Linked DNA regions of Homo sapiens: region 1 is linked to region 2. A link is a contact called in ENCODE Hi-C or POLR2A ChIA-PET data. All regions are on one chromosome and are shown on one strand. The core of a region is the stretch at or near the end of the contact, and the rest is flanking DNA. Distances in the headings are between cores, read along the strand shown.

What was found. A loop is a pair of places that touch in the nucleus more often than their neighbours do. ChIA-PET counts read pairs that join two places held with the same protein, here RNA polymerase II (POLR2A). Pooled maps may share reads with other maps.
Region 1: a loop to region 2 is called in a pooled map, with 2.8 times the contacts of the local background. The contact joins two enhancer-like sites. A Hi-C loop is called at or near these places in 4 of 168 maps with a recorded cell type or tissue (Calu3, PC-3, PC-9 and 1 more) and 5 of 50 pooled maps. POLR2A ChIA-PET finds 5 or more read pairs at or near these places in 3 of 52 experiments (B cell, PC-9 and WTC11).

What each region holds. Positions count from the first base shown.
Region 1 is chrX:13,471,726-13,477,013 of GRCh38, reverse strand. No RefSeq gene overlaps it. Among named protein-coding and RNA genes, the nearest start is that of EGFL6, 95 kb to the left of the region's middle. RefSeq lists an enhancer at 3,312-3,361. Within about 2 kb of position 3,338, at least 7 of the 41 ENCODE cell types and tissues checked have a DNase peak (open chromatin) inside an H3K27ac peak, as active enhancers do.
Region 2 is chrX:13,190,499-13,196,256 of GRCh38, reverse strand. No RefSeq gene overlaps it. Among named protein-coding and RNA genes, the nearest start is that of LINC02154, 110 kb to the left of the region's middle. Within about 2 kb of position 1,688, at least 5 of the 41 ENCODE cell types and tissues checked have a DNase peak (open chromatin) inside an H3K27ac peak, as active enhancers do.

The sequences.
Region 1 (5,288 bases), core at 2,089-4,588, 280 kb before region 2:
TTGACATCAGAATTTTAAGAACTGGGTGTGTTTCCTGACTCTGTTACGCTGCACCATTGCTAGTGTCGCACTGATGTTTCACCCATTTTTGTTTCATAGTGCCAGCCTTTGTTCCTTCAGAGCTGATTTATCATCTCTGAAAGTTCTGGATGTCCAGGCATCAGTGGTGAATCTATCAAAGATGGCCCATGATCTCTTGGAGGCCTGACTCTAATCATCAGGATTATCCCATTAGGGATAGAATGGAGGCCACTCTACATGCACCTATTTGGTCTTTGATCATTCTCATGCCCCCAGCCAAAGGGAAATTGAGAAGGCTGTCTGGGTGATCAGAACAGTTGTCCATGACAAATTGAATGGAGGTCACCTCCTCTGGGGTTCCTGACAACTGGGAATAAATCCAGGCTGATGACCCAGATGGGAAGGCTGCCCAGTATGTAAATGGTCAGTCATCATTCTTGTCTTGCTGGACAGCTTCACGGAGATTAATCTCCCTAAAGCTGTCCGGCACCCTGAGTGAGGTGTCAGTTCAGGTGATTTCCCCAGTGTCCCGTTCTGATCTCTGCTGTCCGCTTGCAAGCTTTCCTAAAAGGATTCTGCAACACAGGCAAAGTATTTGTTGCAAGAGTACAAGGCAGCAAATGCAAGGTATTTGTTTGGGATTGATATCATTAGAAGGAAGAAGAAGAAAGGGTTGGAGAGGATGACAACGAAAGAGAAAACCCTGGACACTGGCATATTCAATGTTCTTTTTAAAAGAAGAGGAGAGTGTGCGTGAATTTCTGGTTTCAGATCTGACTTATCAACTACCAATGAAACTTTACAGAATGGAATTCCAAAGCATACATGCTCCATTCTGAGTGAAAGTCAATAAAACCAGCCATACATATTTATTGCCCCTTGTAAAAATAAGATTGTGTCTTTATTTTTTAATACAAATTATTTTTAATGGAGGCTCTGCAGCCTGTGTAACCCTGTCCCCAAGCTTCCCTACAATCTCCCATAGCCGTTCTGAAATTTACATTTAGGAATGTTGTTTGCTGTGATAAACTGTTCAGTTGTGCTCCATTGGCTTTAGACCATTTAACCTCAAGACAGCTGCCTCTCCACCACTTCAACCCAAATATTCAATATTTTAATTTCATGCTAAGATGTAAAGAACGATTTGTGTTTTTCAAGTGTTGAAAAGAGAGAAAATACCCTTAAATGGCGATAGTAATGTTGCTTAAAGGAACTGTGTATGATAGAAGTTAGAGGATGGGAACCCTATTTTGTAATCCCCAAAATTGTGATCTTTCCATTAAGTTGTTATTTCATATAGAACTTACTGTCAATTTAGACCTCAAGTCCTACGTATTGTTACTAGATGACAGCTTCCCAATCTGATCCCTTTGCACTTAATATTTTCCGCCTGAAGTGAAGGACCCTGAGTTGGCGGTTACCTGTCATCTGGGTAACATTGGTGTCTGAATTCAGCTTATTTAGGTTTACTTTGATCAGAGTTCTTTCAGAGACTCCCCGTCCCACACTCAGCTTTGCGCCACCTGCAAATCTTGTAAACCAGTATAATAAGGTGATCCTGGTTAGGACTGGACCTTAGTCACAGCTTTGGGGACCTCAAAGAACAAATACTGAACAAATAGGTAGTTAAATGTTGGGGGTGTGTATTTTGCTACATAAGAGAGGGAGATGTGGATTTATATTTGAGGCAAACTATCCCTTTGTTTTGAGAAAACTTTCTTTTAGTTATATGAATATAAAGCAAGTGGTATCTATTGTTATTGAGGAAGGCCTTTGCTGTGGTCAAGTAACTAGATTTTACTGGGAAATCTCCCTATTTCAATTTGATTGCATACATTGCATACATTTTAGTAATATAATTTGTGTGCATCTTTTAGCTGGGTTATGTCTTTGCGGACTTCACAGTTTTTTAGGGGACGAGCTGCTACTTTTCTCAGTAAATTTAATTGTAAGTTATGTTTGGGAGGATGCACGTGTGTTCTCGTCCTAGGAGCTGTTTGCAGGACATCCAAAGGGAAGAACCTGAGAACTGCAATAAGGCCTGACAGCATGAGTTCTATTTCAGCCTGGACCACTGCCGTTATTTAACTCTGAATCATCCTGATGACCTTGGGAAATGGATAATTAGACTATTGCCTTCTGATGATTTGGGGGGCCCATGTTTCTAGGGAGTGGTCCCACTGTATTTAATCCGGGATAGAGTTTAATTTTAGAACAGAAAATAAAAAACTGGGGAAGGAGATCTTGAACTTGGGTGATGGAAAATATTCCTTTCCTTCTCAGCCCTCAACTGGATAAGTAGTTGTCTGTATCCCTCTGTGCGTCACTTATTCCCTGAAACGGTGGTGTCTGTTTTGCTCATCACTTTACCCCCACGCCTAGCATGATGTCTAACATGCAGCAAGCAATGAATATAGATTTTTTTAAGTGAATGATAGAATGAACAAATACTAAAAATGTTCACCAAAGGATGGCTAAATATACAGCATTCTTAGAATAACTGTACCTTAAATTACAAGACGTCTTCCTTACTAGAACGTACAGTTTTTGAGGGAAAAACAAAAAGACACGGTTCAGCTTGTCATCCAGCTTTTAATGAACCACCATTTGGGTCCTATTTATAGTGTGTTCTCTCTAGCTGGGTGGAAATGGGTTGGTTTTACTTTCCAATGCATGGGGACAAGCTGTGAAAAGTGCGTATCAAGATTCATTAAAACAAAAATGAAAGCAAGTTCAGTCTCCAAACCATCTTCTTTCCTTCATTGTAACAAAGAGTTTGCATTTAATGTTGGATCCTGAAACAAAAGTTTGCCCAAGAGTCAATTGTCCCTCTACCTAAGCCTGTTTCCTTCCAGAAGCAGGCAGTTTGTCAGGCCCCCAGAGGGAGGCTGGATCCCTGCAGAAACGGCTTTGAGGGTAGTTCTTTCAGCAAGTACACCATGTCTGTTTCTGGTTTGGCTTTTCAGTTTCCTGGAGTTGTTCTTTTGAACAGAGCGGGCAAAGCCTTGCTAAATACTGCAGCTCATTGAAACCCCAGTGTTGAATCCCCATTTCGGATTGTTTTCAATGTATTGAACTCCCCTGGCTCTCGTGAACTTTCCCTTGGTTCACTGTAGAGGGTGGGTGTTGGAGTCCTGGGAGACTTCTCATATTCTGTTGTTAAACAGCTGTTTCCAGAGGCCTGTTACCCTCACACCCACACAAGTCTGAAAATAGCAGCCATGTCCCTCCCTGTACGGTCTGTGCTTTCAAAGGCACAGTTTTCTCAGTTCTGCCTTGCAGTTGCCTTCATTTCTCTTTCTGGTAAACAAAGAATCAGGCTATTTTGTTTAGTTGGTTACAAGTTGTTTTCAAAACACTTCAACCATGGTAAGCAACAGAATACATAAATGCAACGGACGTAAACCAGGGAAACAGCCAACTTTTTTCGATGCTTGCTCTTTTGGAAAGTGTTGGCTGCTCTGGCATAAAGGAGATTGTTTTGTTGACTTAACAGTCCGTATCAGAGTTACCCAGGGCTTACTTATGAGAACTTCTGGAAGAATAGCTCCCTGCTGCAGAGGGGGGCTCCTCTTCTGACATTTGCTTTTCAAAACTTTTTCTTTCACTGATCTTTTCAAGTTTTTAGTTGTTTTTAAATTGAGCTGAGATGTGCATAACATAAAATTGACCATCGTAAAGTGAACAGTGCAGTGGCATTTAGTACATTCACAATACTGTGCAACCACCACCTATGTCTAGTTCCAAAATATTTTCATCACCCCCAAAGAAATCCCTATACCCATTAAGCAGTCACTCCCTATTCTTCCTTCGCCCCCTAGCGCCTAACAGCAACCATTCTTCTTTTTGTCTCTGTGAATTTACCTATTGATATAAATGGATTCATATAATATGGGATGTTTTGTGACTGGCTTTTTTCACTTATCATAACGTTTTCAGGGTTCATCCATGTTGTAGTGTGTGTCAGTATTTCATTCCTTTTACAGCCAGATAATATTCGTCATATGTATATACCACATTTGGTTTATCCATTCATCTGTTAATGGATAGTTTCCACCTTTTGGACATTGTGAATAGTCCTGCTATTTATATTGGTGTACACTTATCTGTTTGAGTGCCTGTTTTCCATTCTCTTGGGTATATACCTAGGAGCAGAATTGTGGCATCATATGGTAACTCTGTTTAACTTTTTGAGGAACTGTCAAACTGTTTTCCACAGTGGCTGCACCATTATACATTCCTACCAGTAGTGTACAAGGGTTTCCATTTCTCTGCATCCTCATCAGCACTTGTTATTTTTTATTCTTTTGATTATAGTCATCCTAGTGTGTTTGAAGTAATCTCTCATCATGGTTTTGATTTGCATTTCCCTAATGACTAATGATGTTGAGCATATTTTTGGAAGCTTGTATATCTTAGTATATCTTTGGAGAAATGCCTATTTAAGTTTTTTGCCCATTTTTTAAATGGGCTGTTTGTCTTTTTTGTTGTTGAGTGCTAAGAGTTCTTTATATGAGTCCCTGTATACTAGACCCTTATCAGATACAAGATTTGAAAATATTTTCTTCTATTCTTTAGGTTGTCTTTTCACTTTCTTGATAAATGTCCTTTGATGCACGAACATTTTTAATTTTGATGAAGCCCAATTTCCCCAATCCTTTTTTACACAAAGGCATGGAGGTGCAGATGGAAGAGGTCTAGTTGTTCCTGGGTCTAGCTTATGAACTAATTTGACCCTCAGAATATTGTTGAGCTGTGCTTGTCCTGGCTACAGAATTATACCCACAGGTTTTATTTGAAGATGCTTCATTTAAAACCATTATAATTTTGTATTTTACTTGTCTACAGATTTTCTTTATGTTAGAAAAGTGTACTATTATAAATCTAGGTATTCTTGGCTGGAATATGTTATTTACCACTGGAGCTTAGAATATGCTGTTACTTAGAAAGAGTGGAGTATGTAATTGATGCCACCCAATATTATGTCTGTAGCTCAGACCGCTCTTCTGGACTCTGAATTCATGTGTCCATCTTCCCAAGGGTGTTTACTACACATTTTGAATTTAGAGTATTCCCAATCAAATCCTTGTTTTCTACCCTCCTTTTATTAACACATGCTGGCCTCCTCAGTTTTCTACATCTCAGCAAACAGCAGCTTCATTTTTCCAGTATCTTAGACCAAACACACTGGATTCATCCTTGATTCTTTTCTTTCACATCCTACATCCAGATCATTAGCAAATTCTGCTTATTCGACCTCCGAAATA
Region 2 (5,758 bases), core at 439-2,938:
CTCTTTTGTATGAAAGATCCTAACCCTCTAATACCAAGACAATTTCAGCTCTTTCAGTGAGCATCCTGGAACATTCAAATATTATTCTCTCCTAATAAGTTCAAAGAGGAGAAGGACAAGATGAAAAGATGAGGCTAGAAACTATCAAATTATAATTTTCAAGAAGTTAAAAACATAGTTATACCTACAATAAATGAACATGTTTTGAAGATTTATTTAACTCACAAATGAAGGAGCCAGTAGGATGGTATAGCTGGTCCAAAGGAGAATGCTTAATCCTTAAGCATTTATAGTCTCTGAAAGAAAGAATGCTGAAACAAGATCTCCAAGCTAGAGACAAAAATGCTTAATATCAGATGGGGCAGAAAACCCATAATACTTTTCTAATGGAAAGAAATCATCTACATCTCTATCTGACAAAATCTCCTTCCCATCTCTTTCAGTTTATCAATTTTTTACAAGTTGTCATCTAATTTTATAAAGTCTTGGGTCTAACCAAGTAAATAAGAAATCAAGTTTGCCTACATTAACTGTACCTTAGGTGGGCATGAAGATAATGTTCTAGTATGACATGGAAAGGGCACACTATAATCTTTCTATGATCTAAGTTTTGGAAAGTTTTTCTTAAAAGCAGATTCAATTGTGAAATACTTTTTAATACGACAACAACAATCGCATGGCTAGTATTTACTACTGGCTCCTTTCCAGGCACTCTATTGAGCACTTTACATACTTTACTTCATTTCCTTCTCCTCACTCGAACAGTAAGGGATGGGTGTATAATGATTCCCTCCAATTTTGGATGAGAAAATTAAGGCTCAGGTAAATTAAGTAAGCTCCCCAAGGTAACACATCCAGTAAAAGGTGTAGCCAGGATTTGAACTTGTGGTTTCTTACTCCAAAAACCTTTTTGTATTTCAAAAAGAGATTTTCTAAAATGTCTTTGCATCCACAATAGTGCCTTGAATGTAACATGTATTCAATATGTGTTTCTGGTGACTTAATTGAAATTTCAACCAATACAAGCCAAAAAAAAAATTAACAAATAATTTTTTAAAGTCTTCCCTTTTGAATTTCTGTACAATTTCTCCTTCCCCATAGAAAATTCTTCTCTTTAGCCAGATTCCTTCTCATTCCCTTTAGGTAAAGATGCATAAAATTATACAATGATTGTATCACTCCAAAATACTCTGCAAGTTGGGAGCATGTATGGACATAAATCACTCTTTATCACAAAGTGCTGGCAGTGGAAATGTACTGGCTCTTCTTGTCACGGGGGTTAATTTTGAAATTCCATCATCTCTTTCAGCAAGGTGTCTAAAAGTACTTCATGGACAACAATCATTCACTAGATCACTTGAGGAAGTGAGTGAATATAAACTTAAATTTTTTTTTTTTTACAGATGGCAGACCCAGATAAGCTAAACAAGCCCAGGGTCACAGAGCAAGGACTTGAAAGAATGCAGAAAAGAAAGCCAAAGTTTTTACTTGAAACTTAGAGTTTAACTATTGAACAATCCCTGCCAAAGTTGTTTTCTTCCGTTTTAATAAGTCCTTTCTTAAGGAAAAATAATGACTTAAAGACAGCTGGTTATAAATGGGCAGTGAGAAAACACTTCAGAAAAAAGAATATCTGAAACATGTTTGGCAGTGACAATTTTCTTGATTCAAACAGTGAGTGATATTTGTATTTCCACATGAGTGACCACGTTCAACAAGATGTAATTGCCAAACACCTGGCATGTGTCACATACTCTTAGCTAAAAACAGAGCCATGGGAATCAAGAGCCCATCTGTGATCATGTACTGGAGAAGGACTGAAGTTAATAATCAAAACGAGTCTGTCTAGATGTTCTTTTCCAAAAACTATGCACTTACACTTACAGATCTCTTTCCACTTAAATAGCTTGAGTGTGTGCAGGTGTTCTGCAAGACTTGTGTTGCCATTGTTGTCAAATTCAATCTTATCTTCAGAAGCAGCTTAGTAATGAGCCAAATGAACAATCTGATCATTCCATTTCATGGTGCACATCATGGGAACACCTGGGTTGTGTCCCAATAAACAGACATATGACAAAGGCAGGGCAATGGCGAGCATGGCACTGGCCCAATTTGTCCTTTCTTCAGAAAATTACAGAGCTTGTCTGTATTTGGAAAAGGCCTTGATATACAGGCCTGAGCTAGGGCAAGAGGGGACAAGGAGTGAAGAGGACAAAGAAGTAATGCAACAACATCAGAAGCTTCTCAATCAATCAGAGCAGATGGTTTTGGGGGCCACGCAAACTATTTCACAACTATTCAACTCTGCTGGTGTCAGGAGAAAGCAATCATAGATAACGCATAAACAAATGGGTGTGGCTGTGCCCTAATAAAACTTTATTTACAAGAAGAGATGGCTGGCTAAATTTTGCCTGCAGACTATAATTTGGCTACCACTGAGTTAGAGGAATAGACGTCCAAACATAGCTTCACCTTGAGCTTGAACATTAAAACTGCAGATGTCATGATCTGACCTGGGATTTTTTTTGCCCTCTCAACACATCACAGAAAGTAGGTGTTTTCAAAATCTTTTTTTTCACATGTAAGTAGATTTACACAAACTGAACACATCCATGTAACAAGCAGCCAGATTTCAAAATACAGAAAGAGCAATACCAGCCCCTCAGAAGTCCAACATTATGTCTGTGAGACTCATCCCTGTTGCTGTGTGTAGTTGGAACTCATTCAATGCTATTTCTGTATAGTGCTCCACTGTGTAAATATTCTATTTATTCATTCTATTGCAATGGACATTAGATAGTTTCCAGTTATTTTGCTATTATGAATAGTTCTGCTATAAAAAGTCTAATCCATGTCTTTCAGAAAATATGCAGTCATATGTCACTTAATGATAGGGATATGTTCTGAGAAATGCATTGTTAGGCAATTTCATCGTTGTGAGAACAACACAAAGCAGACTAACACAAACCTAGATGGTACACCCTACTATACACCTAGACCATATGCTAGAACCTGTTGCTCCTAGGCTACAAACCCGTACAGCATGTTCCTGTACTGAACACTGTGGGCAACTGTAACACAATCGTAAGTACTTATGTATCTAAACATATTTAAAGATAGAAAATGTACAGTAAAAATATGGTATCATAATCTTATGAGACCACAGTTGTATATGTGGCCTGTCACTGACCAAAACATCATAATGCAGTGCATGGCTATATGTACAAATATTGTTAGGTCCATATCTAAGAGTGGAGTGGCACTGCTGGGGCAGGTTTAGTAGACTGTTTTCTACACACTGTTTTCAAAAGTAGTTTGCTCAAGTGGTATATACCCCACTGTGGTATGTGAGAGTTCCATTTTCTCCACATCTTTTCTAAGCAGTATTTTTCATCTTTCTCATTACAGACATTCAGGTGGGTGTGCGGTGGCATCTCATTGATGTTTTTATTCATTTCCCTGATAGCTAATGAAGTTGAGCAACTTTCATTGAGATTATTGGCCATTTGGTTATTATTATTATTCTGTAAAGTGTCTCTTCAGGTCTTTTGCCTATTTCCCTATTGTGTTGTTTGTCTTTTTCTTGCTGATTTTAAGATTTCTTTTTCCGAATTCTAGTTGTATTGCTGTGTAACAGGTTGCTTAAAACAATAGTGTAACAATAAACATATATTCTCTCTCACATTTTCTGTAGGTCAGGAATTGGGGAACAGTTTGATTGGGCTGGTTCTGGCTTGTGATCTCAAGCCAGATGTCAGAGATTGTCAGATGTCAGCGGGGCCTATAGTCATCTAAAGACTTGACTGGGGCTGGTGGATCTACTTTCAAGATAATGCACTCACATGGCTTATAAGTTGGTGCTGGCTGGTAGGAGGCCTCAATTCCTTTCCTATGTGATTCTCTTCACAGGGCTGCTTAAGTGTCCTCATGACATAGTGGTTGGCTTCCCTAAGAGTAAGAAATCTAAGAGAGCAAGGCAGTAGGCACAATACCCTTTGTGTGTTAGACTACGAAGTCATATACCCTCATCTCCGCCATATTCCACTGGTCACACAGACCAGCCCTGATTCAATGTGGCACTACACATGAGCACAAATACCATGAGGGGAGAACCCTTGGAAGCCATATTAGTCATGGTTCTCCAGGGGACAGAACAAGTTTTTTATATATATATATATATATATATATATATATATATATATATATATACACACACACACACACACACACATATATGTATATATATGTATATATATTTATATATACATATATATTCATATATATGTGTATATGTATATATATATATACATATATATGTGTATATATATACATATATATGTATATATATATATACATATATATGTATATATATATACATATATATATGTATATATATATATACACATATATATATATGTATATGTATATATAAAGGGGTTGATTGGGGGAATTCGTTCATACGATCACAAAGGTGAAGTTCCACCATAGAGCGTCTGCAAGCTAGAGAACGAGAGAAGCCTAGTAGTGTGGCTCAGTCCAAGTCTGAAAGCCTCAGAGCCAGGGAAGCCAACAGTGTAACCCCCACTCTGAGGCTGAAGGTCAGAGAGGCCCAGGAGGCTCCTGGGGCAAGTCCCAGAGTCCAAAAGGCAAAGAACCTGGAGTCTGATGTCCAAGGGCAAGAAGAAAAAAATGGCATCCTGCTCCAGAAATGAGAGCGAGGGAGCAAGAGCCAGTCGAGTATCCCCCTTCTTCCACCTGCTTTGTCCTAGCCCGGCCCCCCACCCTGCATTGAAGGTGGATCTTCCTCTCAGCCTACTGACTCATGCATCTATCTCTTCTGGAAACACCTTCACAAACATACTCAGGAACAATGCTTCACCAGCCATTTAGGTATCCCTCAATCCAGTCCAGTTGACACCTAATATTAACCATCACGGGGGCAATCTTGGAGGCTGGCTACCACATGAGTCAGTTATATCAAGTCATTTTTGGAAAAGAAAGAAAAAAAGGAAACGGTGAGGAAAAAATCCTTTGGGATGTGCTTTCAATCATGCTAACATGTCTTCCCTTCTCATCTGACTACTTAGCCATTCTTCAAAATTCAATTCAAGTCCCCAGTGCATCAGTTTCCCTGTGGCTCCACGTTTCTGTGCTTAGACATGCAGAGTGACATGAGACATTGCCTGCCAACTGATACAGATTTCAGAATCCCCAGAGGTTGCTGGCCCCCACGATATTCTGTTCTACTAAGTCATGCCTGAAATCCTGCTTTGGTGCTTTTTTAATTAAGATTTTAATCCTCTTTTAAAGCAAGCATCTTTGGGAGGGTGTAGTGCTATGAGTCATTTATCCCGTAGTTATTAAAGGGTCATCCAAGAGATGGTTTTCAGGTTGCAGAGAGGCACCAGGCACCTGAGAGGAGAGGAGGAATTTCTCAGCTGAATAAGGGGAACCTGGCAACAGGTCTGGGACTGAGAAGAGCCAAGAGAGGTGGTTGGGAACAAAATTTAAGGAAATATTTGCTCTCAGAGTCATGCAAGTATGGAGTCGGCACCTGAGAATGAACACCCCCTTAAACTTTGCATGGTAGGTACCTGGGCTCAGCCTGTGTACACACAATCATGGTAACAATCCCAGGGCTAACAACTTTAGGTAAAATGACTAGTTATTGCCATTTATCGGCGGTTTAATATGATTCAACTTAATATTTATTTACTAATTTACTAATTGTCAGGCGCTTTGCTCAAACAATTATTAA